2 separate regions of the Mus musculus genome follow, and region 2 is linked to region 1. Evidence: chromatin loops called from intact Hi-C (ENCODE). Cell type or tissue: left cerebral cortex. All regions are shown on one strand.

The links. Peaks named below come from ENCODE experiments on the same cell type or tissue, not always from the same donor. Only the 100,000 strongest peaks of a DNase experiment are listed, where the experiment ranks them.
Region 2: it touches region 1 in a loop (6-fold over the local background); 3 of 42 quality-filtered maps call a loop at or near these places.

Annotation. Positions count from the first base shown.
Region 1 is chr9:80,064,425-80,072,424 of GRCm38, reverse strand. Senp6 (SUMO/sentrin specific peptidase 6) reads right to left here and starts at 5,522. Exons shown (of 24, transcript NM_001311110.1): 1 at 4,853-5,522. The coding sequence starts at 4,901. In left cerebral cortex, a CTCF peak has its summit at 4,592; DNase peaks (open chromatin) are centred at 633, 4,640, 5,073 and 5,473; H3K4me3 peaks cover 2,849 bases; H3K27ac peaks cover 1,886 bases.
Region 2 is chr9:79,788,756-79,796,755 of GRCm38, reverse strand. It overlaps Tmem30a (transmembrane protein 30A), which reads left to right and starts at 3,326. Exons shown (of 7, transcript NM_133718.4): 1 at 3,326-3,782. The coding sequence starts at 3,546. It overlaps 4930429F24Rik (RIKEN cDNA 4930429F24 gene), which reads right to left and starts at 3,115. Exons shown (of 3, transcript NR_040734.1): 1 at 2,891-3,115; 2 at 871-1,016. In left cerebral cortex, no CTCF peak of the experiment used is centred here; DNase peaks (open chromatin) are centred at 3,189, 3,781 and 6,428; H3K4me3 peaks cover 2,401 bases; H3K27ac peaks cover 1,196 bases.

The sequences.
Region 1 (8,000 bases):
ACCCCTGAGCTCGTGTCTCTAGCTGCTTATGTAGCAGAAGCCCAGTACAGGGGAATGCCAGGGCCAGGAAGTGGGAGTGGGTCGGTTGGGGAGCAGGGCGGGGGAGGGTATAGGGGACTTTCAGGATAGCATTTGAATTGTAAATGAAGAAAATAATAATAAAAAAAAATAAGACTTTCAAAGTCATTAGAGTGACAGAAGACACTTTGACCTCTGGTCTTCACATATAGGCGTGATGAACCCCTGTCTGCTTACATGCATGTGCACTCTGGTGTGCGCTCTCAATCTCTCTCTCTCTCTCTCTCTCTCTCTCTCTCTCTCTCACACACACACACACACACACACACACACACACTCTAAATGGGAGAAAGTAACACGGAAAGCAATTCAGATGGCAGAAAAAAAGGTAATGAGAAAGCAAACTAGGTCTAAGTCTTGTGCGGAAGGTATCACAGATGAAAGAGAATGTCAGAAGGGAAGCAGAATAAGCAAGCTATAGTTGCCCAAACACAGTAATCATCTTCTCCCAGATGGTTCACTAAAGCTGTCTCCACATGGAAGTCACGGGTCTTAGAAGCACACTTGATGACATCATGGTCAGCATCACCACTCGAGCCCCCTGCCTGGTGGCACTGTTCTCATCCCCTATAACATCCATGGTCCTCCTATTTATACTGTCTCTGCCTGGAAAGCTGCCTCTCCTCCACTCCTTCCCCTAGTCACACTTTAAAGTACTCTGATAGATACAATTCTTACTGTGAATAAATCCTTTCTTATACCTGACAGTTGTAACTTTATGTGTCATTATGATTATTTAGTCTCCTTACTAGGAGAGCCAAAAACCCACGTGCCTCTGTGTAGTGACTAAATAAAGCAACTGTTATTCCTAAACACACGCTGAATGAACAGAGAAACCTGTCTAAATTGTCTATCACAAGTGAGAAGGAGCTGCATGACCTCAGTATATCAACAGATGTAAAAGAAACAGTCAAAGGTGGAAAAGAAAATTCAACACAAGGACAATACAAAGGATCCAATAAATAGTAGCCTCTTCCCTCTAGAGAAGTCACAAAAGCACACAACTAGAATTCCCCTTACCAGTTAAAACATAGTCTAGAGCAAAGGTATCCACTTGAGACTTGGGATCCTGCAAAGCATTAATTCCCTTCTCAGTCCACTCAGGATCAATGAATGGCATTAGTTCCTAGTACCTCAAGCTCAACCTCAAAGAATGAACCTGGAGTTTTCCCTTACTTTCATCTTAAGTGAGCAATGTATGAGTAAATCTTACAAACTCTATATCAAACTATCCTCTGCCTACTGACTCTCCTTTTCCAATTTCCAAGCCAGGCTTACTTCTTTCTATCAAAACTGCAACAGTGTTTTGTTTTGAATTCACTTCCCTTTAATTCTTGCACTTTTGTTAATTTATTGCAGAGAGGACTACCAAAGTGACCTTTAAAAAAAACAGTCTCCTGTATCGTGTATCCCATAGGCATGCCCTTGAACATTTCTACTTCCGCCTCAAAAGTGCTGGGATCATAGACATTCACCACCCTGTCTGTTTTATTACCAAGCTGAGGATCAAACCCAAGGCTTTGTGAAACCTAGGCAAGCACTCTACTACTGAGCAAGTACTACAGTATGTGTTAATTATATCAGGATACTTTTTGCCCCTAGTTCTCCAAAGGCTTCCTACAGCTTTGAAAGAGACATAGTTTCAATCCTGTACCACAGAGCTTCTACTGCTCTCACCATTGTTTGCTCTAAACCCTGACCTGTGTCTTCTCCTTTGAGTAGTACCTCAAGACCAAGGTGTTTTTTGTTTTTTGTTTTTTTTAAGACACCTTTCTTGCTTTCTTTTGTTTCTTTTGTCTCTTCTCTCCCCCCACCCCACTTCTCTCTCTCTTGTTTTGTTTGGTTTGGTTTGGTTTTCCAAACAGGGTTTCTCTATGTAGCCCTAACTATCCTGGAACTCACTCTATAGCCCAGGCTAGCCTCAAATCAGCCTGCCTCTGCCTCCAGAGTGGGGAAATTAAAAGCATGTGTCACACTTTTCTTAACTTTAAAAGCATAAAATAATGTTTCCATCATTGTTCTCTATGCTTCCTCTGCAGCCTTTTGCCCGTTGTAATGACCCAGTTTATTCATTAACAGCAAGTTTGTTCCAGGCATAAGAATATGATAGTAAAACCACAAGCATCCGGATAGCTTTCACCGAGCTTTTATTTTCATAGGGCTAAGAAGCACAAAGGAGTCATTTGATAAATTGATAAGAAAAATAAAATAGTATTCCATGTAGTTGCATGCAGATTCATGAGCACAGGTGGCACCAGGGCATTATAAACAGTTGTTTAGTTTGAGCAAACCTCAGTAAACTGATAGAAGTTCTGGAAACCATGGATAGGACTGTTCTAAATGCATTGAGGTTTTTTAACTTGTTGACAGTCTCCTTCACTAAATGTTCCATGAAGGTAGTGACTTTTAAATATTTCATTCACTGTTTTATTCCAGCCAAGCAGACTAGACTATTAAATATATTTGATGAGTTAAAAACAAAACAAAACAAACAAACAAAAAAACAAAAACAAAACCTACTTCCATTTTTTCCAAACTAACAGAGAAAAACCAAAGTGTAATATAGGGATCTTTAAAAAGTAAGCCTAGAGGCTGGAGAGATAGTTTGTAGGCTAAGACCACTTGCTGCTCTTGCAGAGGACCAAAGTGCAGGGCCCTGTACCTACATAGTGGCTCACAACCTTCCATAATTCCAGTTCCAGGTGCCCTCTTTTGACTTTGTGGTCACCAGGCTTGTATACATTGCACATACATGCAGGCAAAGATCCAAAATAAACTAAACTAAATAAATAAATGTTCTTAAAAAGGTTTTAAAATAGTAATTTCTAAAACCCTCATATCTGTAATCCTTGAGCTGAGGCAGGAGGATTTCCAGAAGTTCAAGGCCGGACTACATAATGTGATCCTGTCTCAATTTTTTAAACAAAAAAAAGCTGGATGAGACAAGATGAAACCCAAACTTTCACATCTGTACATTTACAGTGGAGTAAATTAGAATAAACTAACAGCAATGGAAATCAGATGAACTCTCAGTGATGGCTTTGTGCTTGTATTATGCTGTGTTTCATCCACTCAGAATTTAAACTCAATTAGAAGCCCATAGAAGCCCCAAACCTACAAAAACCTACACGTATAATCATCTGCCTAGAAACTATGAACATCAGAAAACCATCTGGTGAATTTCCAATTTCCAAACAAAAACACAGGCGCTTAAGCACCGGCTACCTGCGAGCTACTACTCCTCTCTCCGCCTGTTGGCAGGGGTTCCCTACCACGGTCAAATTAGTATGGAGGTAATATGAAATGAAGTCATGAGAACATACTAGCTTTCCTTATCATAGAGGACAACCATTCCCCACGTCTTACATAAAGTCCGGTCTGCAAAGTAAAGAAAGCTGCTCCCCCCCCCCCCCCACTTCCCTATTCTCAAGTACAAAGAATAAAGAAAATTACTTTTCCTCTTAGTCTCCATTCACAACCCACTCGGTCAAGGAGTAAACAAGGCATAGCCTCCCTCCCGTTACCACTAAGAGTCTTTCTTAATTTTTTGGTTTTTTTTTTTTTTTTTTTGGTTTTTTTAGTTTTTTTTGTTTTTCGAGACAGGGTTTCTCTGTGGAGCCCTTGGCTGTCCTGGAACTCACTCTGTAGACCAGGCTGACCTCGAACTCAAAAATCCGCCTGCCTCTGCCCCCCGAGTGCTGGGATTAAAGGCGTGAGCCACCAACGCCCGGCAAGTCTTTCTTAATTTTAAACTACATTTTCTTAATTCTGTAATATTTCTAAATCATATCTTAAAGCATGGCCTGGATATATTTCATCTAGAAAACAAAATCCTGCAATTACCCCCAAAGAGTAAATATACTTAACAATTACTGAACGCGGACTTATTTTCCTAAACATATTTACAAATCCGATTACCAGGAAATTTAAAGTCGAATGAACGTTTACGTTCCCGGTTCACAACTGCAACTAAATGTACCTGTATTATGGAAGTCCCTTTACAGCCATAGGCAAAAACCAGTATCGTTATCCATTTACCACCACACCAAACCAAAATAGACCTTTTAAGCCGGCTTGGTCCACCAACTGAAATAGTTAACTCTGCTTCACAAGCGACTAAAAATGGGAACACACCCTAACTCTTTTACCTTCCCCGGCTGTCTCCAAACCGACACTTGGAAGCTCATTCTCTCTCTTTTTTTTTTTTTCCACCTCCCATACCTGCTTTACAAAGTATAAACAACCAAACACATCTCACCGGAGTTCGGGGCACCGCCGGGTCTAACCTGCACCCCGAGGGCAGCGGCTAGCCTGGGAGCTTTTAACCACAGGGCAGTGTTAACCACCACCTCTCCCCCTGCCTCCTTGGATCGGCCAGTTTCAACCAAGCTTAGGTCTGAAACTTTCCACGAACGCTTAAGAAAGACGCGGACGAAGTCTGCTCCTCACCCACTAGGCACCCATCGAGAATATGGAGGTGGGAGCGAGCCCAAGCCTTCGGCGCGCCCCTCGCAGGCCGCCCTGGGCCTCGGCTCGCTGCGCTACCACCGCGCCGCCTCGCGCCGGCCTGCCCGAGCCTTGGCCCGGGCGGACCCGAAGTCGGCGCGCCTGCAGCGCGTTCCCAGCGGGCCATCGGCCGTCCGGGCCCCCGTGGCCCCCGCGGCCCCAAGCCCACCCGGAGCAGAGAGCTGAGTATCACGGCCCGGGGGTGGGAGACACCCCGGTGTCGGCGAATTTCGCCCCCGACTCTCCCCCGAGGGAGACCCGAGCGTACCTTTCAGGAAAAGAGCCCCAGCGCTGCCACCGCTCTTGCCCGCCGCCATCTTCCTCCTTCCACGCCGCCTCCTTCTTACTCCATGGCCGACACCGGCGCGGTGCTGGCGGGGAATGGGGGCCGCGCGTCGGGAGGGTAGCAGCCGCAGGGTGGCGGGCCTCGGGCTCGACCTCCGCGAGGGGCGCTCCCCGCCGGCCGGGCCCCCCACACAAAAGCGGGCCTGACGGGAGGCGGCGAGGCCCACGGCCTGGGCTGCTTCTCCTCAGGCGCCTACCGGGGACCGTGAGCGGCGGCGGCGGCGCTTCCCGGGCCCGGCTCCCCTCGGCACACGACTCCCCATCCACCGGGCCGCGCCGGCCTCTGAGGAGCTCCCTCCGCTCCCCTCCGCCCCGCTCCGCCGCTGGCTCCGGAGGACGGAGAACGGAGCGAACGCTCACACGCCTTCTACGTCCCGGGCCGTAAAATGGCCGCAGCGGCTTGAGCCGAGCGAGGGCTCCGCGACCGTGAGGCGCCCGCGACCCCTCGCTGCTCCAGCAGTGGCCGCCGCCGCCCGCCCACCCCGCCCAGGCGTCAGAGCATCAGCCCAGGCCTCGGCGACTGTCCATGTGGACGGGGGTGGGTCTCCGCCACCGCCGCGCGTCGGTCGCCACAGCAGCCCCGCCGCCGCTCCTCCCCCACCGGCCTCCGGGCCCGCCCCGCCGCCGCCGCCGCCCCAGAGCCTCTCTCTCCCTTCGGGTCCCTGCTCGCCCCCCTCCGGGCTCGGCCGAACCCGAGCCGGGGGCTGTCGTCCTGCCGGCCTGGGGTGGCCTTGTCTGGCCGGCCTTGGCGAGGGACGAACAAAAACCCCTTCCTCGGAAGGCCCCCATGGCAGAGCCGGCCTGCGAGCGCTTGCCAGCCTGCCGGCCAGGTATTCTATTTGGTCGAGTCGCACCACAAATTCTAAAGAAACGCTCCAAGTTCTTGTCTGACCCTGAATTTAAAACGTGCCATGGGAAGGAAAAAAAAAAAAAATGAAGCCAGGTAATTGGAAAATAAAATTGTGTTCACATCCATCTTCCAAACAATGCATATATGATATGATTGAGCCAGTACACTTTGTGTGTGTGTGTGTGTGTGTGTGTGTGTGTGTGTGTGTGTGAGAGAGAGGGGGGGGGGGGAGAGAACACAGTAGACTATGATACAATTTGAGGGGCTTTTTTTTTTCTTCTTTTTTCTTACAAACCCCATGTAGTGGTGTAGGTTTTTCCCAGTCCATAAAGGGATAGAGACAGGTGGATCTCTCTGTCAGATGGAGGCCAGCCTGGTCTACAAAGGAAGAGCCTGTCTTCAAAAACAACAACAACAACAACAAATCCATGAAAAATGCAGAAAATGAAAAAAAAAAGTTACAGAAATTCAAGCCCCTTAGCTGTGTGGTCAGCTAATAAACATTTTTTTCTTTCCTTTCCTTCCTTCCTTCCTTTCTTTCTTTCTTTCTTTCTTTCTTTTTTTTTCTGGTTTTTTCAAGACAGGGTTCCTCTGTGTAGCCCTGGCTGTCCTGGAACTCAGAAACCCGCCTGCCTCTGCCTCCCAAATTCTGGGATTAAAGGTGAGCTAGCGCTACCACTGCCCGGCTACATTTTTTCTTTAAAAAAAAAAAAAAAAGTGGGTGGGGTTGGGGGGAGGGTGTTTTGCCTGCATTTAGGGTGGGAAAGCTGCTTCTTGTAGTTACTTCAGAGGCCGGAAGAGGGTACCCAGGCTAACCAAACTGCTGAATCCATTTCTCCAGCCCTTTGAGTGAAAAAGTGAAACATAAAAAACAAAAGATTCTAGGCCTTTAGGCCCAGGCTTGAGAATGTGACCTTTGTGACTCAATGCTCCATGGTATGCTAATCATAAAACAAATAGCGGCATTCCTCCAGCAACCTGCTTCCTGGGTTCAGGGCATGTTTGTTCAAAGAAAGTCACCCTGACCCACCCTGACCATTGCTGGAACCCTCTATGCAAATATGCTATTGTTAGAGGCTCCTAGAAAACTGTCTTGACTTTCCACTTAACTGGTATTTTTGGTATTTTCCAACAAAGCCCTCCCCACCCCCTTGAGTTATGGTTTCTTCCTTTAAATACCCCCTTACCCAGCTACTCTGGGCACCACGGTCCTCTACCCCTTCGTGGTGTAAGACTGTGGGCCCAAGAGTGCTCTTGAAATAAAAGTCCTTTTGCAGTTTGCATCAAGACCATTTCTCGTGAGTGATTTGGGGTATCACCTCTCCTGAGTCCAAACGTGGGGGAGTCCTCACGTTGTGGGTCTTTCATTTAGTGCATTGGCCGGGAATCGCGACCACCCCTCACACCCAGAACCGACTTGGAGGTATAGGGATCCCCCCTGGAATGTGTGTGTGCCGGCCGGTGTCTCTATTCTGAGTGTCTGTTTTCTGTTTTCTGAAACAAACGTGCACTTGTTGTGTTGGTTTGTTTGTCTGTGTCTCGTCCTTTGTTTCTGAAGCACAGAGCAGCCTGAGTTTGGATCCGTCTGAGTTTATACTGATCAGCCTGAGTTTTGGATGCTGATATGCCTGAGTTTATACTGATCAGCCTGAGTTTGGATCCACCTAAGTTTGGTTTCTCTGGTTTTGGTTGTCCCAGTGGAAGCGGATGATGGGGTTTTCTGAAACGCACACTTTGTATTTGCAGCTGTCCTCTCGGACCATAAGGACCGGAGGACTGTGATCGGCAGACGTGCTAGGAGGACCACAGGCTGCTGCCCTGGGGGATGCCCTGGAAAGTGGGGAGAGCCAGGAATGCCTGGTAGTCTCTGGAGATTGGTCAGAGGGACCGAGTTCTGTTGTTGAAGTGGAAGCTTCCCTCTCTGAAATCGTCTAATTCTTTTGCCTGCTTGCGGAGGACAAGAAAGGGTCACGTGTGTCTGGATCTGTTGGTTTCTGTTTTGTGTGGTTTTGTGTATGTGTTTAGAGCTATGTGAAAATCTAGAGAAGCGAAGGTAATGCTCATAGGTGCTTTGTACCCTGACTAGAGATAGTTTACACATAAGAGAACAGGTTTGAGAAAAGCAGTACTCTCTGACTATCTGGGGATAATTTGGTGAAAGAGAAAAAGAAAAAAATAAATATACAGGATCAATTGGTCTTTGGAGTCCTGCACCTGTAGT
Region 2 (8,000 bases), 280 kb after region 1:
TATCTTGTTTGACTAGTACTTCTGATTGTTGACTGGTTACACAAGAGCCCGCAACAGCAGTGACTTCAGGCCAATCAGACGAACTCTCACTCAGTGTGAGGATGAAAGGTCTCTTAAATGTTCAACTTTAAGAGTTAATAAGCACTCTACGGGAAAACCAGGGAAAGGGTTTCTTTTGTTTGTTTTTGTTCTTATTTTTAAGTCAAGATTCCATGCAGTCAGGCTGACGTTGGTTTCCTGCCCCTGCCTCTCAAGTGCTGGATTTTTGAGTGTGCATCATCATGACCAGCTACCGAGGAGGTTTGCTTGTTTTTTGTTTTTATTTTTCCAGGCAGGGTTTTTCTGTGTAGTCCTGGCTATCCTGAAAGACATAGGCTACCACCACTTGGCTAACAAAAGATTAATGTTTAATTTTTTTAGTTTTAAAACCCAGTTTAGATGACTCTCTGGTGTAATAAATAATTTAGGAGACTAAATGTATCACACAAAGTCTACATGGCCCTTCTAAAAATCATTAGGTGTGCCTTAAATATTATTCCACTGAAGTCTCTAACTGAATGGGAGTGGAACAAAAGGATACTGAAAAGTATTCAAATTATTAAGGACTTTCTCTCAGCACATCTTAATCCCAGAACTCAGGAGATTGAGGCAGATTAATCTCTGAATTTTTAGAGCCTGATCCACAGAGTTTCAGGACAGCCAGGGCTACACAAAGAAACTACGTCTTGGGTGAGGGTATGTTCTAAGAACTGTGGCTCTCAGGTTTAACTTTCCTAGGCAATATTAAGCTGTAGACTCAAACAAACCCTTGGGTATGCTTAGATGATAGAGAACTAAAGCAGCTTGAGGTACTGAAGGAGCCTGACATACAAACCTGTGTGAACTTTGGCCAAATAGTAAAACAACTGTTTTAGGTTTCTTTTCTCCATTCCTTAATTTATCAAAGTTCTTCTTCTTCTCCTTCTCCTTCTCCTTCTTCTTCCTTTCTGACATAGTGGCATAATGTAGTAACTGAACTAAAAAATGAAAACTATATGAAACATACATTTCAGATTATTGATCTGATAGCATTAAGAAATGTCACACAAGGCTGGGTGTGGTGGTGCACACCTTTAATCCCAGCACTCAGGAGGCAGAGGCAGGCAGATTTCTGAGTTCGAGGCCAGCCTGGTCTACAGAGTAAGTTCCAGGACAGCCAGGGCTACACAGAGAAAACCTGTCTCGAAAAACAAAAACAAAAACAAATAAACAAACAAACAAAAAGGATACCTTTTGAGACAAGGACTTATTGTGTAGCTCTGGCTGTCCTGGAATTCACATAGACCAGACTGGCCTTGAATTCACAGAAATCTGTCTGCCTCCGCCTCTGGAGTGCTGGGAGGAAATGTGTGTAATCATCACCCAGTCCCCAGTGAAGTTTTTAGTAAAACTGAGACAGTTAATCTTTGCTCTGAGCAAACCAAAGGAAACAGGAAGTAGGTAAGCACACCAAGAACCATCAGATCACTGCTCCTGCAACAACAGCAACAAAGCTTTAAAGCAAACTAAGGTGTCTTGCAGCATCCTGGAGAGGTCCCAGAAACTTGTGGATACAACCTCAGGTGCTCAAATCTCTTATACAAAATGCAGCTCTTGTAAATGACCTATGTATCTCCCCCACACCCTTCAAACTGTCTCCTGATTATATTATTTATACTGCTTAGTACAATGGAAATAACCACTTAAAAGATAATGATGAGAAATTGTCTCCGTGTTTACTAGCTCAGAAGCAATTTTTTCCCCTGAATATTTTCAATTGTATGTTGAAGGTTCAGTTGTAGCACTATTTAAACCGAGTTCTAGAGTAGAAATAAAGGAACTAACACATCTAACTGTGATAATCTAAACAGGAGTGGGGAAAAAGAAAGAAAAAGGACTCCATGATTATCCCCAACACTGTGATGAACATTTTACCCAACAGAACGTTTAAGACAACAGGCTAAGCCTCTCTATGACAGACTCTTTTCCATTTGAATGGGGTTGAAGGTAAACTTAGGCTGCTAAAGCAAGATACAAACCTAAGGATTCTAGAGGCCTTAAGAATTTGAGATCAGCTAGGCTGTGGTGGCCCAGGCCTTTAATTACAACACCCAGGAGGCAAGAGGATTTATACAAGTTTGAGGGGAGCCTGGTCTACACAGAGAAACCCTGTCTGGAAAACCCGGGGCCGGGAAATCCAAGATCACAGAAGAACATACTGGAGCAAGTCAAAACTGTAGACAAAGACTTTTTAAAAGTAGGTACTGTCAGATAGTCTGGATTTCAAACACAATTTCAAAATGTAGATGCTATATAATCATTTTTTTTGTAAATTTGCAAAATTACACACTTATAAAAGAAAATTTGTAAAATATAGAAAAGAAAAAATCCTGCCTACAGTCAATCAATGGAGGTTAGCATCTTACGCTTTATAGTTGAATTCTACACTTTGTATTCTCTGTACTGCTTTGGTGTCTTTGAGTTACTAATTATTGTTTATTTATTGAGACAGGTTCTCTATGGATTTCCTGCTGGCCTCTTAAGTAGCTCAGACTGGCCTTGTAATTTCAATTACTCTGCCTTTACCTTTCAAGGGCTGACATTACACATAGTCTCAACGAGAATTTCCTTGGCAGGTTAAAACTAATACCCCTTTTTAAACAAGTGGTATTATGTTCTGGTTTTTGATTACCAAGTTTAAAAAAAAAGAATCACTGTCATGTTTTACAATAACCTTCCCAAACCAATGTGAAGTAGACAGAAAAATAAATGAAAATCGATCAGAAGCGAGGGATTAGGGCTAAACTAGGTTGCATCATCATCATCATCATCATTATTATTATTATTATATCAAATGGGTCGCATGTTATACCTCACTTAAATTCATAGAGGCACACTGAGTGGCGAGTTAAAATTCAATAGGGATCTGCATCCTTTTAAACATGTGGACTCCAGGACGCTACAACTCCCTTCAGAAGAGGCGTAGGCGTCATAAGAAAAGTCAACCCGGCGCCGAAATTACAGGTAGCCCAGGTCACCGAGTCCGACCTGACGGCTCCAGAAGTCTCCATGATAACCACAACAGGAAGTGTGCGCCAACAGAAGCGTCCTCCCGGGGAAGCGAAGACGCTACCGTCCTAGTGCGCAGACGTCGCTCCGGGCCGCGCATGCGCTCACGTAGCCGCGCGCCCGGCCTAAAGCCCTCACTTTGTCGTCACAGGGCAGATGATCAGGGTGCGTCCGTCTTTTTCCTCCCCCTTCCATCCTCCTCCCCCTCCCCTCCCCTCGTCCCTCAATCATCTCCCCATTTCCTCTCTCTCCCTCCCTGGGGCGTCTCCTAAAGACGCCCGCTTCCGGTCAGCGGCCGGCCGCAGAAGCGTGTCCCGCCTCTTCCGCCTCCCCGGTGGCGGCGCGGGTGGCGGAGGCGGTAGCGGCAGCGGTGACTGCGCGTCTCCTGTCAGGGTCGGCGGCACGCAAGTCCCCTGGGCGGCCCAGCTGGACGTGGCCGAGCCGAAGCCCGGGGGCCGATGGCGATGAACTATAGCGCGAAGGATGAGGTGGACGGCGGGCCCGCGGGTCCTCCCGGGGGCGCCGCCAAGACCCGGAGGCCGGATAACACGGCCTTCAAACAGCAACGGCTACCCGCCTGGCAGCCCATCCTCACGGCCGGCACGGTGCTGCCCACCTTCTTCATCATCGGCCTCATCTTCATCCCCATCGGCATCGGCATCTTCGTCACCTCCAACAACATCCGTGAGATCGAGGTGAGGGAGGGGCGTGGCAGTGATCCCCCGGCTCCCAGAAGGTGACAGGCGGGCCCCGCCCTCTGGTGCCTTCTCGGTTTCTTCTGTGGCTTTTCTGAGTTTGCAGTTTTGTGGGCTCGCTTCCTTTGGCTCTCGGTTTACCTGGCTGGAAATGGAATGAATACAGCTAGAATGTCGGGTGGACGAGACTTTTTTTGGAGGCGCTTTGCGTGGGTTTCCGAGAGGTAGAGTGAATGTCTTTTAGGAGGAGATAAGAGGAAAAAGAGTTAGATTTACGTGTTTAACTCTGAGGCAACTCACAGGGGCAGACTGTTGTTATTTGGGCGGGGGTTATTCTGGGACACAGAGATTAACAAATTGGTTGGGTGTAGGACCCGGAGTCAATAAAGGTATTGATTCTTCTGTGAAGAAATTAAGTCATACAGAGCGCACACAAGTAACTTTGATTTTGAGCTAATTAGATATTTTTAGTTGTTGGCCACGATATAGTTAAAGGCATGAAACTTCAGTTCTGGTTTGTTTTTAGGCGGTATTCATTTCTAATTATGCCCCACAGTGGTCCTAATTCCTCCTGCTTGATTTTTAAAATATGCATATCAATGATTCCACACGAAATAAGTTGGAAACTAGCTATAAACGATTTCACTGGCATTACTTTTTTTTTTTTGGAATATCCTACTTAGATGTGATAGAAACACTCTACTGAGGGAAACATTTTGATTTGTGTTGGTGCAGTAATCACTGCATTTTTATCCGTCCGCATCAGTAAAGATGGGTTTATAGCAGGATGTGAGTACTGTGTGGCGGACAGTATTGGACGTCCACAAGTCCTCCATCAAATTAAGGGAGTTTTCATCTGTTTGAACTGGCAAGATCGATGTTGAGTAACCTTGCTTTCTTCTGTTGTAAAGATATATTTTTGTGTACTTAATTTAAAAATAAATACTACATTTAATTGGACGTCCCCAGTCATTTTAGCTAGGGACTTTGGTGACTTTGTTCAGTTTACTAAAGTAAGCTGGTTTATATATATATATATATATATATATATATATATACATACATACACACACACACACATATATATATATATTTTAACTGCACAGTGCTTCAGTATTAATGACAGTAAGAATAGTATCTAGAGTGTATTTTAAAAATCTTTTATTAAATTTTATTTTGACTAGAGCAAGCTCACAGCGTATGTTTTTGGTATATATTTTATCTTCGTGGTTTTAGCCTTGTGATATACTCAAAGGTAGCCCAAAATGCTCCAAAATGTAAATGAAGCTCTGGGCCAAACAGGTTGGGCAGGAGAAAAGTTTTGATTTTAGAATATTTTGGATTGTAGAGTTTGAGATTAGGTATGCTCAACTGGAGAAAACTATACAAACGTACAGAATGTTTTAAAAAAAAAAAAAAAAACTTCTCGGATGTAAAACACTTCTGTTCCCTGTCATACCTAAACCCTGAGCTCTGCAGCTTTAATTAGATTTCAGGGGGGGTAATTGACTTACTTTCTCTGAAGGTTAGTTTCTTCATCTCTAAAATAAATAGGATAATGAATTTCTTCTAAGATTTTACACTTAGATGCAAAATAGATGTGCGTTATGACCCATCAGCAGGAGATGAGAGCTAAGGACCAGCCTGAGGGATGGCTGGACTGTTGGGAGTGTTAATGTCCTGATTCCAAGGTGTAAACTCTCACACTACATCATGACCCTTACTGAGATGATAGGAAAGATAATGGGATACCTCCTAAGCATTAGACCTTTGCACCATCTCCTTTAAACTTGATATTAAGATGAAAGCAATGATGATTTAGATTGTGTATGAATATTTACTAAATTGTTAAAAAACTAGTACTGTTTACTACAGTTGGAAAATAATTTTCTTTAAAACTTTTGGGTTCTGAAAAGTAAAGTAAGGTTCTGTAAACTTAGTGATTAGTGAAATGGAAATTTCTTGTGCTTAGTGTGCCCCTGATTTTAAGAGTGTATTGTAGTGGCACAGAGGGACATTGGAGTTAAGAGCTGGCCTAGAGCGAAAGTTCCAGCTCTCACTAGGTGGTGATGGAACCCTTTTTTTTGTGAGCTGCTCTTAATACTACAAAGATTTAGAGTGGATGATCCTTAAGATGCCATTCACTTCTGAAAGTCTGTGACTCACAACTTAATTTTGATTTAAAATAATGCTATGTTCAAAAAGCCATAATTGAAATGAGAGAAAATGAAAATTAGGAGTTACTGGAAATTTTGTATTAACACCAACACATGCAGATAGAATGATTAAAATTTGAGTGTTGGATATGTAGCAAATGATTTCAAATTAGGTCTGGAGTTATTAGAAAAACCTAGAGAGCTTTTTCGACATACAAGTTTGTATGCTTGTTCTTTATTCTCTGTGTGTGCTGGAGATTGAACTCTGGGCCACGAGGAAGTGCTGTCCCACTAAGTCCTCTACCTTCTGTTAGCTGCTAGCTTAGGCTAAACGCCTTTGAGGATAATTAAAAGTGAACAGGAGGAACTGGAGAGCTGGTTCAGCACTTAAGAGCACTGGCTTCCTTTGCAAGAGTACCCAGGTTTGATTTCTAGTGCCTACATGGTGGCTCACAACTGTCTTTAACTACAGTTCTAAGTCATCCCATGTCCCCTTGCAGCCTCAGCAAGCATCAGATACCCATTTGGTCCACCCACATACATGAGAAGCAGAGGTTGGTGGATCTCTGGGCCTGGTCTACATAGTGAGTTCTAGAATAGGACTAAATGAATGATACTGTATCACAGAAAGGAAGGAAGGAAGGAAGGAAGGAAGGAAGGAAGGAAGGAAGGAAGGAAAAGAAAGAAGAAAGAAAGAGATAAAATAAAGGTAAACAGGATGTGAGCAGTTCTCCCCCACACTGATTCCTGCTGTCTGTTTTACATGGTTTAAGTTTCTTTTTGAAAACTCAGTAGTCCACGTGCAGTATAGTTCAGCTTACTAGGGCAGAAGACTTATAAATCAAGATGTTTGGTATGGCGTGTTTGCTTAGAACTTGGAAAATTGAAAGTAAAACTAATAGACTTTTCACATTTTCCCAGAAAAGCTGCTTTTATGTTTGGATACTCATAGTTAGTATCCTATTACCTTCCCTTGTTAAGTTTATGAATCTCTCTTAGTTGGTTTTTAGATTTTCTAAGTAAAGTGAGTTTTTTAGAAAAGTACCACTGATAATTTTAGTAACCATTAAAATATTTCAATTATGAATTTATTTATTGAAGACTTGTATAATGTCTTTATTATTTGCAGCAAAGACTGAATATTTCTTTTAATTTGACAACAATTAAGAGTCAAGCATGTTCCCACCACAAGGCAATGAATGACTCCTCTAAGGCTCTTGGCTAGGCCAAAATATTCAGCTAACTTGAAAGTACCACCTTTGTAACTTCTGTAAAAGCATTATCAGTGTGAAGTGATATAATTGTAAGTTAATGCTTCAAGCTGGGCAGTGGTGGTGCATGCCTTTAATCCCAGCAGTTGGGAGGCAGAGGTAGAGAGAGAGGCAGAGGCAGAGAGAGAGGTAGAGGCAGAGAGAGAGGCAGGCAGAGGCAGAGAGAGGTAGAGGCAGAGAGAGGCAGAGAGAGAGAGGTAGAGGCAGAGGCAGAGGCATAGGCAGAGAGAGGCGCAGAGGCAGAGAGAGAGGCAGAGAAAGGCAGAGAGAGAGGCAGAGAAAGGCAGAGGCAGAGAGAGGCGCAGAGAGGCAGAGGCAGGCGGATTTCTGAGTTCAAGGCCAGAAATCTGGTCTACAGAGTAAGTTCCAGGATAGCCAGGGATACACAGAGAAACCCTGTCTGGAAAAAACAAACAAACAAGCAGAATGCTTAGGGAGCTGGGTCAGGTGTCCGGTTCCTATAGCCCCAGATAGTTTAGGGAGACTTGAGGTAGTAGACTGCTTGACTGTAGTAATTCAGTGCATAGACCTAGTATCCAAAAACAGTAAAAGAAAATTAATCAATGGTTAGACTCAAATTTGGGTGTACTTTTTAAAAACAACATTTAAGATAAACAGTAAATACAGTAATACCTAGAGCCTAGGCATTTAAGTTCATATTGCTAACATGTTGGTGTTAGTGGACTAGCCCCCTCTTTGCTCAACTCCCAGCTTTCCGTTTTTAAAAAAACAAAAAACAAAACTGTTTAATTTTCTATGCTCAGTTATTTGTCCGGATTATTTCCTGTTTC